Linked DNA regions of Homo sapiens: region 2 is linked to region 1. Evidence: chromatin contacts called from ENCODE Hi-C or POLR2A ChIA-PET data. All regions are on one chromosome and are shown on one strand. Each heading gives the region's core, a stretch centred on a gene start or an enhancer-like site at or near the end of the contact. The rest is flanking DNA. Distances are from core to core; before and after follow the strand shown. Region 1 holds the start of RAB39A (RAB39A, member RAS oncogene family). Region 2 holds the start of CUL5 (cullin 5).

Region 1 (7,248 bases), core at 2,173-4,672:
TATCACCCTAACTGAAGTTTTTTTCAAAGAATCCTAACCAACACAGATACGTAGAGTCTGAAATGCATATCCAATATCTAAGAGAAGTAGTTGGAAATGCGGGTCCTGAATACAGAGCAGAGATTGGGGGAAGACATTTGATATGGGTAAGGGGGTAACTGAAGTCACTGGAGTACATGAGGTTGCCAGAAAAAGCCCAAAGTGAAGGTAAAAGTGGGGAGAGGGAAAAGAGATGAAGGAAGGATCTCTTAAGATCTTCAGTATTGAAGAAATGAATCATAGAAAGAGGAGTCATTGAAGAAGGTTAAAAAGAACAGAAAATTAGGAGAGAATGCTTTTGTGGAAGCCAAGGAATAAGGGTGTTCAGGTTGTGCTTACAGAAAATTCAGTCATGGCCAGGTGCAGTGGCTCATGCCTGTAATCCCAGCACTTTGGGAGGCCAAGGGGGGTGGATCACTTGAGGTCAGGAGTTCGAGATCAGTCTAGCCAACATGGTGAAACCTTGTCTCTACTAAAAATACAAAGATTAGCTGGGTGTGGTGGCCCACGCCTGTAGTCCCAGCTACTCAGGAGGCTGAGACAGGAGAATCGCTTGAACCCAGGAGGCGGAGGCTGCAGTGAGCCAAGATCGCGACAGAGCAAGATTCCGTCTCAAAAAAAAAAAAAAAAAAAGGAGAATGACAACTAAAACTAGATGACACTGCAGTGGGGTGGTGGTGAGGATGGTGGGGGTGGGGGCTTGGATTTAATAATTAGGATGTCCCTGACAGCCTTATCAAAAGCAGTGGTATATTAGGCACAGAGAGTATGTTAGGGGTATATAAGCCTCCTTGAAGACTAACTGGTAGATGAGAAATGATAATAGATCATCATTTCTGATATTTGAAAAGGAGAATGATGGAGGAGTCAACAATCTGAAGGGGAAGCGTAATGAAGAGGTGTTTTGCTTAGTTTTAGAATTGTAGATAATTGAGCATGTTTATAGGCTGAGGAGCAGAAGCCACTGGAGAAGGGGAGATTCAAGGTATAAAAGGTATGAAATAAAAGTCAACTGTTGGGAAAAGCCCCAAAAAGATAAGTGAAAGGGGATTAAACACAGCCAACACCAATTCCTCCAAAACAGCAAAGGAAATAGGGATGAATATCGATATAAGAATTTGGGATGTGCACAAGAAAAAAGTGGAATTGTTGAAAATTTTGTTTTGGTAAACACACACTTTTTTTTTTGAGACGGAGTTTTGCTCTCGTTGCCCAGGCTGGAGTGCAATGGCACAATCTCGGCTCACTGCAGCCTCCACTTCCCGGGTTCAAGCGATTATCCTGCCTCAGCCTCCCAAGTACCTGGGGTTACAGGCATGTGCCACCATGCTTGGCTAATTTTTGTAGCTTTTTTTTTTTTTTTTTTTTTTTGAGACGAGGAGTCTTGCTTTGTCGTCCAGGCTGGAGTGCAGTGGCACCATCTCAGCTCACTGCAACTTCTGCCCCCCAGGTTCAAGCGATTCTCCTGCCTCAGCCTCCCGAGTAGCTGGGATTACAGGCGCCTGCCACCGTGCGTGGCTAATTTTTGTATTTTTAGTAGAGAGGAGGTTTCATCATCTTGGCCAGGCTGGTCTTGAACTCCTGACCTTGTGATCCACACACCTCGGCCTCCCAAAGTGCTGGGATTACAGGCATGAACTACTGCACCCGGCCATTTTTGTAGTTTTAATAAAGACGAAGTTTCGCCATGTTGGCCAGGCTGGTCTCGAACTCCTGACCTCAGGCGATCTGCCCGCCTCGTCCTCCCAAAGTGCTGGGATTACAGGCGTGAGCCACTGCGACCGGCCTAAACACACACTTTTATTTATTTATTTATTTTCTTTGAGATGGAGTTTCGCTCTTGTTGCCCAGGCTGGAGTGCAATGGCACGATCTCAGCTCATCACAACCTCTGCCTCCCGGGTTCAAGCAATTCTCCTGCCTCAGCCTCCCGAGTGGCTGAGATTACAGGCATGCACCACTACGCCCGGCTAATTTTGTATTTTTAGTAGAGACGGGGTTTCTCCATGTTGAGGCTGGTCTCGAACTCCTGACTCAGGTGATCCACCCGCCTCAGCCTCCCAAAGTGCTGGGATTACAGGCGTGAGCCACCGCGCCCGGCCTAACACACACTTTTAAACTGTTTCACTTTTTAAAGATAAACCTTGACGTCACTATTACTCAATTTGAGGAAAGGCACAAGAAAGTAGTAAGATCTCACCAGAATTTAAGTTCTGCTTTGTTTACTTACATCATTAATCAGACATGAGCTAAGAGACCACCTGTTCGCTTTTTTCTGACTTAAACAATGGAGACCAAGGAGAGCTGAAAATTTCATGAGCTTCTCAACATTTCCCCGGCTTTTTTTTTTTTTTTTTTTTTTGCCACTGTCCCCAGGGTTGGAGGGCCCCAGAGGGTATGGGGATGATACTTGGCGTTTCTCACTCTTCTGTGGTACTCATAGCAGTGAAGAACAGACAGTGGCAGCACGCAGCAACAGCCAGAGCCCTTGCTAGAAGCACCCAGAACTGGCTGTGCAAATTTATTTCAATCCTGCCCAAAACTCCTTCACCTTAAAATGCCTTGGAGGTGGCTCTCATCAAGACAAGAAAGCAGGGTGTGGTGGCTCACACCTGTAATCCCAGCACTGGGAGGCTGAGCCTGGAGGATCACTTGAGGTCAGGAGTTCGAGACCAGCCTGGGCAACACAGCAAGACCCCATCTCTACAAAAAGTTAGAAAATTAGCGGGATGTGGTGGCCCCCGCCTGTAGTCCCAGCTACTCAGGAGGCTGAGGTGGATGGATCGCTTGAACCTAGGAGTTTGAGACCAGCCTAAGCAACATAGCGAGACCACATCTCTAAAAAAAAAATTTTTTTTTAACCCAGAAGAAAATTAGCCAGGTGTGATGGCTCACACCCGTGGTCCCCGCTGCTTGGGAGGCTGAGGTGGGCAGATCGCTTGAGGCTGCAATGAGCCGAGATCTCACCACATCAATCCAGCCTGGGGGACAAAAAAAAAAGAGGAATCAAAGCAATGACCCAAGTTATGGCCTCAGGGACTTCCAAAATCAGAGCCCTAATCTGACCAACCCGCCCTGACGCCTGTAAGAAAACGACTCTCACTTTTCATTGGCTGACCCTCCCGGAGTTGAGACCTTGCTTCATTTTCCTTGGTTGTTGCTGCTGTCACGTCTTCCCGCCACGCCCACTTTCCTGCCGGCGCCCAGTGAGCGTTGAGGGAGAGTGATTTGCAGCCGGTCAGGGGCGGGAGTTCGCGGCAGCAAACCTGCTTCCCCCTCCCACGCGCCACCGCCCCCGCCCCGCCCCCGTCCAGAGGCCCCGCCCCTAGCCGGGCCTGGCCCCGCCTCTCTCTCCCGAGAGGGCGGGCACCAGGCGGCGGCCGCAGCCGCAGGAATATGCTGGAAGGCGGCGGGCGGGCGCCCGCGAGGTGCTGAAAGGACAGTTCCCGCCGCCGAACTTAGCCCGCGGGTGGGGCGGCCCGGGAGCCAGCGGGGCACGTGAGCGATGGAGACCATCTGGATCTACCAGTTCCGCCTCATCGTGATCGGGGACTCCACCGTGGGCAAGTCCTGCCTCCTGCACCGCTTCACCCAGGGCCGCTTCCCCGGGCTGCGCTCCCCCGCCTGCGACCCCACCGTCGGCGTGGACTTCTTCTCCCGCCTGCTGGAGATCGAGCCGGGCAAGAGGATCAAGCTACAGCTCTGGGACACGGCGGGACAGGAGCGGTTCAGGTAGGGACCCCGGGGACCTTGGGCACCGCGCCGCCCCCTCAGCCCGCCCGGACGCCCCTTCCCCAGGCGTCCGCCCCGCCGGCCCTGGTCGGGAGAGGCTCTGGCCCTTCCCTCTCGAAAGTGCAAACACTCCATTCTCGCTTCCCCTTTGCCCCTCCTCTTCCAGGGACGACTTCCTCCTCCGCAATTTCTCACTTCTTTCTTTGGCGCCCATTTCCTGCGCCCCCTTTCCATCTTTCCTTTCCCGCCTGAACCGGGGTCGTCCTCGCCGCCCCCTCTTCCCCAACTCTTTCAGCCCCTGTGGGTATTTTTATCCCCTCCGGCTCCCCGGCTGCCTTCTTCCCAAACTCGGCTTCCCTGGCTGCGCACAGCATGACCCGACCACCCTCCTCCAAGCAGGCGCCCCTTTTCCTACCCTAACCCAGCGGCTCCCACGCTGTGTGGCCGGGGAGAACCGCGAGGGAGGGTTCCCAGATTCGTGATGGATCCTTTAGCTTCACAGCAAGGAGCGCTCCAACCCAGGTTCCTGCATGAGCTCACTGGGCATGGTTCACAGAGAGGTGGATGCGGTAATGGTTTGGGCACCTCACAGCACTGAATGTGGTCATCAGAAATACTGGGTCATGACCCGTGGGAATGGGTCTTGTAGGTTAACTAGATGCAACATCAGGGACACTGGCACAGCTGAGGGTGTGTGTGTGTGTGTGTGTGTATGTGAAGGGTTGAGTTGTCTTTAGAAGTTTGTCATGTTTGGTGGGAAAAAGACATATATTGAGATTCGCCAGGAACTTTAATTTTGCTTATGATCAGTACTTAACGTTCCAGGGTGATAATATTTCTAAAGACAGAAGGAGGGATCCAAATGAATAGTCTCCTCCTAAATATCCGCTGGGGACATGAAGGGTTTCACAAAGGCGACTTGTGTAAATAAAAAGTAAATGAAATTATATGCATTTCCTGAATATTTGAGATGGAAGCAGGTTTAAAGCAAATTTTAAATGTCTAGGATTCAAAGGCACTTCGTTTTAGAGGAAGATGGTGAAACTGATGTATTGTACTGTTCTGTTTCTTAAAGACTGCATTATCCATTGGAACTCATTTAAGGAAGCATTTTGCGTTAGTCAGCAAGTACTCTGCTTGTGAAATGCAGTGTTCCATGAGGGGACTTCCCAAACATGGCTTCCCCTCGCCCCCAGCCAGCATCACTGCGAATGAGATCAGCCTACATCTGTGAGAATGGTCCAACATTCAAAGTTTTGGCTTCCGTTCCTAGCAATGATGCTGATTCATAGAGATAATGAGTGAACTGCTTAGCTTGCTTATACCTTAGTTTTCGTGTGTGTGAAGTGGAAAGATGGTAAGGCCAGCGCTTCAGAGAGGTGTTAAAAGATTATTGATTGGATTTGTACAACACGTAGAATTCCATGAAAAATGTTTTTCCTTTTCAAGAAGCCTCCTTTTATTAAAATAATTTTTCAAATGTTTGATTCCTCATCTGTAAAATGAAAGTCGTCGTGATCTCTAACATTCCTTCCAGTTTTACCATTCTAAGTTGATTGCCAATTCCTTCACATGTGATCTCAATCAGAGGTAAACTTTGCGATATATCAGGCTCAGAAAAAAAGCATTTGCTGTTAGCTCTTGACCCCCCCTCTGAAGTGAATACAATAAAAACCTTTATGTCTTAAACTTCTAACAGCTACTTTGAGTTGCAACTACAAGACACATGGGTAATAAAATCTTATTGTGTTTAATTAGTTCCTTAAAAGTAGCTCAACTTGGCTGGGCAGGGTGGCTCACGCCTGTAATTCCAGCACTTTGGGATACTGAGGCGGGTGGATCACAAGGTCAAGAGTTCAAGACCAGCCTGGCCAATAAGGTGAAACCCTGTCTCTACCAAAAATACAAAAATTAGCTGGGCATGGTGGTGTGTGCCCGTAGTCCCAGCTACTCAGGAGGCTGAGGCAGGAGAATCGCTTGAACCTGGGAGGCAGAGTTTGCAGTGAGCCAAGATCACGCCACTGCACTCCAGCCTGGGTGACAGAGCCAGACTCAGTCTCAAAAATAAATAAATAAATAAATAAGTAGCTCAACTTATTGACAAGAAATTAAATGATAATTAATTTGTTAGACTTTAAAGACCTTTCTGCTAAATAGATGATAGAGATGATTGTTTTTTAACTTTTTTTTTTTTTTTTGAGACGGAGTTTCGCTCTTGTGGCCCAGGCTGGAGTGCAATGGCGCGATCTCTGCTCACTGCAAACTCCGCCTCCCAGGTTCCAGCAATTCTGCAGCCTCAGCCTCCCGAGTAGCTGGGATTACAGGCATGCACCACTACACCTGGCTAATTTTGTATTTTTAGTAGAGACGGGGATTTCCCCATGTTGGTCAGGCTGGTCTTGAATTCCCGACCTCGGGTGATCCACCTGCCTCAGCCTCCCAAAGTGCTGAGATTACAGGCGCGTGAGCCACCGCGCCTGGCCTAGATGATTGTTTTTTAATGCCTTGAAGAAGAATGTAAATAATAATTCATTTTATGTACATTATTAAAACCAAACAGTAACTCTCGCATTATAATGCAAGGACATTTAGGGAATGTTTACTGACAGTGAGTCATAATTTATTTTGTTTGGCTCTTTACCAAAGTTCTGTTTGTAAATACATACGTATTTCAGTAGCTACCTCCAAATACTTGCTTTTCTCTCATTTACCAGAATGTTTTACCTTAAGATTGCATTTAAAACAATTACTATTAAATCATTCTGTATCTTTCATCAAGAAATTACAGATTCTAATTTTGAATAATAGATATCATTGCATATTTTATTTTATAGAAAGGTACTGTAGGTCATGAAGATGTATTCCTGTCATTAGTCATAATCATATCATGAAGAATTTGTGGGAAATGTCATGTTTGAAGGTTTATTGGTGATTGGATATAAACTGACAAAAAGGAACCTACTTAGCTCATGAGGTAGCTTGAAAGCATAATAAATGTATTACAGAACAATAGGTTAGTGAGTTGGTAATTATGATCGTGATTAGCTTTCGTTTTCTTTCTTTCCTTCTTTTTTTTTTTTTTTTTTTTGAGACAGGGTCTGTCACTCAGGCTGGAATGCAGTGGCACAATGTTGGCTCACTGCAGCCTCCACCTCCCAGGCTCAAGCAATTCTCCTGCCTCAGCCTCCCAAGTGGCTGAGACTACAGACACACACCACCACGCCTAGCTAATTTTTGTATCTTTTTTTGTAAAGACAGGGTTTGGCCATGTTGCCCAGGTTGGTCTGAAACTCCTGGGCTGAAGCAGTCCACCCACCTCGGCCTCCCAAAATGCTGGGATTTCAAGCCTGAACCACTGCGCCAGGCCAGCCTTAGTTTTCAATGTTCAGACTAACATGCTAATAGAGGCTAACTACTTGCCTGAAATAAAAAGGGACAAAATCCAAGTGAAAAAGATTTAGAAAAATAATGTATATGT
Region 2 (7,248 bases), core at 1,742-4,241, 80 kb after region 1:
CTTTGACTTTTAAGGTCAAAGGTGAGGTATGATGGCTCACAGCTGTAATCCCAGCGCTTTAGGAGGCTGAGGTGGGAGGATTGCTTGAAGCCAGGAATTTGAGACCAGCCTGGCCAATATGGTAAAACCCCATTTCTATACAAAAATTAGCCGGGCTTGGTGGCTCACATCTGTAATTCCAGCTATTCAGGCCGCTGAGGCGTTGAGAATCGCTTGAACCTGGGAGGTGGGAGTTGCAGTGAGTGGAGATCATGCCACCTCACTCTATCCTGGGCGATAGAGCAAGACTCTGTCTCAAAAAGAAGAAGAAGAAAAGAAAGTGTGAAAAAAAAAGGCACAAATTTTTTTTTCAGTAATTTATACCATACTGCTGAGTGAAAACAAATATGTTAAAGAATATATGTAGTATACCATCATTTGTGGGGAGAGAAAAAATAATACATACATGAATGCTTATACATGCACAGAATGTCCTAGGCATTCACAAGAAACATAACTGTTGTCTATGAGAAGAAAGAATGGATGCCTGGGGGACTGTGGAGGAAGGCAGGCCTATTTTTTAAAAATTTTCCCCGAATATTTAATTATGAAAAATTTTAAACATATAGATGAGTTGGTTTTACACAGGGAACCCTAGCATAGCCACCACCTAGACTCTACCATTAACATTTTACTATACTTGCCATATATATATATATATATATATATATATATACATACTTTTTTTTTTTTTTTGAGACAGAGTTTCACTCTTGTTGTCCAGGCTGAAGTGCAGTGGCGCAATCTTGGCTCACTGCAACCTCTGCCTCCTGGGTTCAAGCTATTCTCCTGCCTCAGCCCCCTGAGTAGGTGGGATTATAGGTGCCCGCCACCACTCCCGGCTAATTTTTTGTATTTTTAGTAGAGACAAGGTTTCACCATGTTGGCCAGGCTGGTCTTGAACCCTTGATCTCAGGTGATCCACCTGCCTCGGCCTCCCAAAGTGCAGGGATTACAGGCGTGAGCCACCACGCCAGGCCCGCTTTATCAGTGTTTCTACCCAACCATCAGTTCATCTTATTTTTTGATACATTTCCAAGTAAATTATAAATATAGATTCACTTACTCCTAAATTCTTCAGTATGGGTAGCATTAAACTTCAAATTTTGTTAACTATTTTCTCTTTGAATTAAATGCACATTTTTTAAAAATTTTATTATTTTTTATAGCGATAGCTACTTTGCACAGGCTGGTCTCGAACCCCTGGGCTCAAGTGATCTGCCTGCCTTCGCCTCCCAAAGTGCTGGGCTTACAGGATTGCACCACTGTGCTTGGCTGAAATGCATAAATCTTAAGGGTATACTGGCTGAGTTTTGACAAGTGCATACACCTGAATAACTGAAGTCCCTACCACAATATAGAACATTACATCACCCCAGAAAGTCGAAGGAAGACTACTTTTGATTGTATTATTTTTAGCACCTTCTGAATTTTGTATTATGTGCCTGCGCTATTTTTAAGAAATAAATATTTAAGCATTTTAAATATTTAAACATTTTTATAACAGTGGGCCGATTCTAAATTGGATGAGAAAGAGTGAAAACAGGAGATGGCAGATAACAGGTGGGGTCAATGGAATGGAGAACTTATTGAAGTCAGAGTTGTAGCAGTGGTGTTTCCAGAACAAGTGAGTTAGGAAAATTGGAATGCTTCGGTTGACAGTAGGACGCTGAAATCAAGCTCTCAAAAGTTGTCTTAAGGTTCAGTTAAGCATAAGCAAAGGGTGGCTTGGGTAGATGGAGATTAGGATACTAGTTTCCTTTCCCTTCCTACGCTCTCAAGTGCACACTGTATTTTTTTGTTTGTAGTTTTTTTTTGTTTTTTTTGTTTTTTTTTTGAGACAAGAGTCTCGCTCTGTCGTCCAGGCTGGAGTGCAATAGCGCGATCTCGGCTCACTGCAATCTCCACCTTCAGGGTTCAAGCGATTCTCCTGCTTCAGCCTCCCGAGTAGCTGGGATTACAGGTGCCCGCCACCATGCCCGGCTAATTTGTGTATTTTTAGTAGAGACAGGGGTTCACCATGTTGGCCAGGCTGGTCGCGGACTCCTGACCGCAGGTGTCTCGGCCTCCCAAAGTGCCGATTATAGGCGTGAGCCACGGGGCCCTATAGGGATTATAGGCGTGAGCCACTGCGCCCGGCCTCTTTGCAATATTTATCACAACTCCCACTAAGTAATATTTGACTTGTGTAGCCATCCTTAACATTTGGCTACCTTATTAGGCCATAAACTCCAAACGAGCAGGGGTCTTCTCTTTTATTTAATCCTGTATTTCCTGTGCCTAGTATATACAAGTGCTCAAACAAGTATTAACTACTTGATTGGATTCTTTAAGTAGGCCCATCCCTCTTCTCTTAGTCCAGAGCTCTTACTTATTTCTACGCATTATGGCCGTATGAAGGCTGTTTGTAAACCTGCAAAATACAATACCAGGTATCCTGCAGGTTCCACATGTAAATTATATTATCTCATTGGCCAGTGGTGTGTGGTCTGAAGGGGTAAAACCCGGAGGCTTATGGTTTAGGATCTTCTAGGATAATGTGCCTTCAGAAAATCGAAGATTAATATTCATTCTCTAAACAATCTTTTTTTTTTTTTTTCAAACTTTTTTGTAATGACGAGGGTGTTGAACTGGCCTCAAGTGATCCTCCCCCTTCGGCCTCCCAAAGCACTGAACAATATTTTATCTAAGTGCCAAGCATTCCTGAATAGAAATATTAAGAGTCATCACGCTTGTGCAGTCAACACATATTTACTGGGCGCATTCTATGCACGAGTTATTGAAGACAGCTGTTGTAAGCATTTCAGGACAATGCACCTCCCTTAACACCGAGTCCGGGATTTGGGGCGGGGTGCCGGAAAACGCCAGGTCCCGCCAGCAGAGGGCACGGTCCCGGCCTCGCTGCAGCCTCGGGACCCACCGAGGCTTCCAGGCTCCCACGCTCGCTCCCGAGCGCGTCCCCGCCCTCGCGTCACGTGACGTGGCCGCGGAACCTGAGCTGCGGGGCCTAAGCCGAGCTAAATTCGTTGCAGGTGGCCGCGGCGGGTGCAACCACAAAGGCTAATCCGAAGGAGTCGGGGAGGCTCGTGGAGTCGATGCTTCCTCTTCCAAGTCAGGTCGGCTCCCGTTACCTTCTCAGCATTCGCCGTTCCGGTCTTCCTGAGCGCGTGCATGAGGTCTTTCGCGTGGGGAAGCTCCGGTGACCATGTAGGGGAGAAGAGTGAGGAAGCTCCTGGTGCTTGGGACGAGGTCAGCGCTGTCGGCGCGCTGCTCCAGCGCCCACCACACCCTGGTGCGGGCCGACGGGCCCTGGGCCCTGGTGGGAGCTCCGGCCTCCGGTCAAGGCCTGGCCGGGAGCGCCACGAATTCTCGCGTCGTCTCGCGAGAGTCCAAGTTAAAGAACATGGCGACGTCTAATCTGTTAAAGGTAAGACCCTCACTCCAGCTTGGGTTTTACTGTGTGGCCGCCGGGTTCGGCTCTTTGGGAAAGGCACGGCTCAGGTTCAGCTGCGAAGTGTGGGAGTGTTCAGGGGTTGTCCACTGGCAGGGAAGCCGCGGTGGCAGCCGGCGAGTACCGGAACGCGGGTCTGTGGCCTTGGGGTCGACAGGCTCTGGTGGTCGCTCCCGCCGACTGGCCGCTGGGAGAAAAGCCTGGCTGAGCGCTGGCGAGGAGCGATGCTTTCAAGGGACCAGCTCTGGCCGGGAGCGGGAGATGAATGGTCGTGCGGTGTCCTGACCAGCTGGGCCGTTAGTACTGTTAGGTCTCAGTTTCTTGTAAAGCAATGTCTAAGACGCATCAAAGGAAAAACCAAGAAAATGCTGCCTAACAGGTTTCAGTGACTCGACCCCCCACTTCTTCCATTTCTGTTCTCGTTCTGTCTGCACGAAATTCCGAGTCAGACCAGCAGTGCCTCCCACTCCACCCCCCTTCCTCCCTTTTCTGCGTGTTACACCTTCCCTCCTAATTCTCCCATTCTTGAGTTCATCTTTTTCCTTAGGAAACTGCTTTCTAACCCCCACCCAGTTACAGGACACAACCAGATGACAACTGATGAAGCGATACCATCGTTTTAGGGCGCAGGAAAGTTACCTTGTCAAAGACAGTATTTAAAGTTAGTTTTATATAGCAAGGGAGATCTAGGCCCACAGGGGCAGATTCTCCACCAGTTAAAAAGTTTGGAGAAGAATGAGGAAGACTTAGAACTAGTCTGTTCTGTGTATGTGTCTGTAGTAGTTAATCATTTGCCTTAAAAGTACGGACAGAAATGGGGGTAGTGAATAGCTCAGGGAACATAATATTAATGGCAAAAACCGCAGTCACTTTTGCACCAGCCTAATACAAAGGATGAACCACTTCTTCCTGAGGCCTCTCATGCCTTCAGGCAATGTGGATGAATACTAGAAAATAATAGAAAATATACAGGAACCTAACCATCATGTCTTCTTTAGACCACTGATATTTGATTGTCTAATAGATGGGACTGTCTCATAAAATGAAGAACAAATTTTACTAAGAGGCAGTACTGTATATCACCTTTTAAAAGGGAGAGGGGCCCTAGAATTAGACTCCCTGAATAGCCACCACTTAAAAGCTGTATGACTTTGGGCAAGTTTCCTTATGAGTAGGACAGCATTATCAGTAGCGCCTGTATCATAGGAACATTGTGAAGATTAAATTAGTTAATATATCTATAATGCTTAAAACAGTGCCTGGCACTTAATTAGTATAATACAATAAATTACTATAACTACTCCCCCTCTTTCTTTAAGAAAACTAATTCGGGGAATTGAGTAACCCATCCCACTCTGCTTTTCTCTTTTATAATGGTATAGCAAATTTCTCATGCTTTACTTCAGAAAGAAAATTTGTGGGCTGGGCACAGTGGCTCACTCCTGTAATCTCAGCTCTTTGAGAGGCCAAGGTGGGAGGATTGTTTTAGATACATTAATTTAATCTTCACAGTGTTCCTACAATATAGGTGCTATTGATAATTCTGAGTTAGAGGTTATAGTTAACTATGATCACGCCACTGCTCTGTGAGACTCTAAATGAAAAAAGAAAAGGAAAGAAAATTTGTTTTATTTCTGAAGACTCCTATTAATGCATCTGTGTGTTTACATAAACAGTATGCTATTAATTGAAACGTGTTTAAGAAGTAATTTTGTCCGTGATTCTGGAAAATTTTGACTTGTTGATTACCTGGATATAAAGCAAGGTCTTTTTCTCCCGAAAAATAACTCTCAGAAAAGAGTAAGTCACTGTTCTACTTACAAAACCTCACAAAGGATTGTTTGGAGGAGAAGCTACTTTGGTCTATATTAGTTAAGTACTTACCTGTGGAAGCTATTTTGGTTCATATTAGTTAAGTACTTACCTGTGGAAGCTACTTTGGTTCATATTAGTTAAGTACTTGTGGAAATTCTGAATCTACATCCACAGCACAGACCTGTGAATGGGAAAACTGCCTGAATATACAGAAAACGGGGTACTTAGGGTTTAGGTTTAAAAGCTCACAAGAATTTAAAAAGTGTTTTAACTTGAACATTTACAAATAAAGGGAAGGTGATAATATTTTGAAAAAAAGTAAGTGACTCAGTGACTCTAGTGAACTTTCTTGATGTGTAACTTAGAAGTTAGAAGCCAATGTCATAAAAAAAACCACCAGCTTTTCTTTCTTTTTAATTTTTTTTTTTTTGGAGGGGGACGGAGTCTCGCTCTGTTGCCAGGCTGGAGTTCAGTGGTGCGATCTTGGTTCACTGCAACTTCCGCCTCCCGGGTTCAAGCGATTCTTCTGCCTCAGCGTCCCGAGTAGCTGGGACTACAGGCGCACGCCACCACGCCCAGCTAATTTTTGTATTTTTAGTAGAGACAGGGTTTCACCATGTTGGCTAGGATGGTCTCCATCTCTTGACCTCATGATCCACCCTCCTCGACCTCTCAAAGTGCTGGGATTATAGGCGTGAGCCACCATGTCTAGCTGCTTTTCTTTTTTAATATTGGAATTTGACTCTAATAATTTTATTGTCTGTTTAAAGCAAGTGGACTATTGCTGGATCTTAGAAGTCTTTCAGCTATGTAAAGATTTGTGTAGCACATTTTGACATATACAGTTAACTGCTTAGGGGTTTTGTATCTCTGAAAACCTTTCCATGTAACTACTTTATCTTTGTTGTTTTTCCTTACAGAGTGAGTCTGTAGAACATTTGTAGGGATCTGATATTATAATTTTATCTTCTGTTTTAGATTACTTTGAACATGTAATTGTGATTGTTCCTTTTCTTTTGCAATTATCATCTGGGCCCTTAGTGCTCATTTTTTTCATTTCCAGTTTATTGTTCCACCCCAAACAGCAATTGTTTAAACCTTTTCTTGCTGAGCCTCACCCCTCTTAATTCTTAGTACATTACTTTACCCAGCTATTTGAAGTGCCCTTAACTTCCTTGGTCGATACCAAACATTTTTCTTGTTTCTCCTATGTTCTTCTCTGTTCCATGCTACCTCCCAAATTGTCTCATTCTGCTTGTTCTTTTTCAGTCCTCATCTTCCCCCCAGGACTTGGTGGTATGTCCCCTCTTACTTTTTTTTTTTTTTTTTCAGTTTCCCTTTTTTCTCCTATGCCTATAAGAAAGTTCATATGTCGCGTCATATAAACTTTTCTTTTTTTTGGAGATGGAGTTTCGCTCTTGTTGCCCAGGCTGGAGTGCAGTGGTGTGGATCTCCACTCACTGCAACCTCCGCCTCCCAGGTTCAAGCAATTCTCCTGCCTCAACCTCCTGAGTAGCTGGGATTACAGGCACACGCCACCACACCCAGCTTATTTTTGTATTTTTAGTAGAGACGGGATTTTACCATATTGGCCAGGATGGTCTCAAACTCCTGACCTCAAGCGATCCGCCTACCTCGGCCACCCAAAGTGTTGGGATTACAGGCGTGAGCCACTGCACTCTGCCTCCTCATACAAACTTGTACTCTGCCTCTGCCTCAAACTTCTGTTTCTCACTGTCACAGTTCTTGGAAAAGCAGCCCCCATTTGCTGCCTTTATAATTCTTTGCCCTTTAACTTAATGATATGGCTTACTCTTCTCTCCCACCCAATTGTATAGAACCTGTCAGTCATAAAAGTATTAGCAACCTCCTGATTATCAAATGAGATTCTTCTCTGATAATATTTATCCTCTTTTCTGGTATTATTGCTCATTTCCTCTGCT

What was found. A loop is a pair of places that touch in the nucleus more often than their neighbours do. ChIA-PET counts read pairs that join two places held with the same protein, here RNA polymerase II (POLR2A). Pooled maps may share reads with other maps.
Region 2: a loop to region 1 is called in a map of B cell, with 24 times the contacts of the local background. The contact joins the promoter of CUL5 here to the promoter of RAB39A in region 1. A Hi-C loop is called at or near these places in 10 of 168 maps with a recorded cell type or tissue (A673, B cell, CD14-positive monocyte and 5 more), 13 of 37 single-sample maps with no recorded cell type and 18 of 50 pooled maps. POLR2A ChIA-PET finds 5 or more read pairs at or near these places in 10 of 52 experiments (Caco-2, GM12878, HEK293T and 7 more).

The regions. Positions count from the first base shown.
Region 1 is chr11:107,925,026-107,932,273 of GRCh38, forward strand. RAB39A (RAB39A, member RAS oncogene family) reads left to right here and starts at 3,423. Exons shown (of 2, transcript NM_017516.3): 1 at 3,423-3,770. The coding sequence starts at 3,544. RefSeq lists silencers at 3,159-3,648, 3,679-3,898.
Region 2 is chr11:108,005,907-108,013,154 of GRCh38, forward strand. It overlaps CUL5 (cullin 5), which reads left to right and starts at 2,992. Exons shown (of 19, transcript NM_003478.6): 1 at 2,992-3,466. The coding sequence starts at 3,443. RefSeq lists enhancers at 3,117-3,216, 3,317-3,506.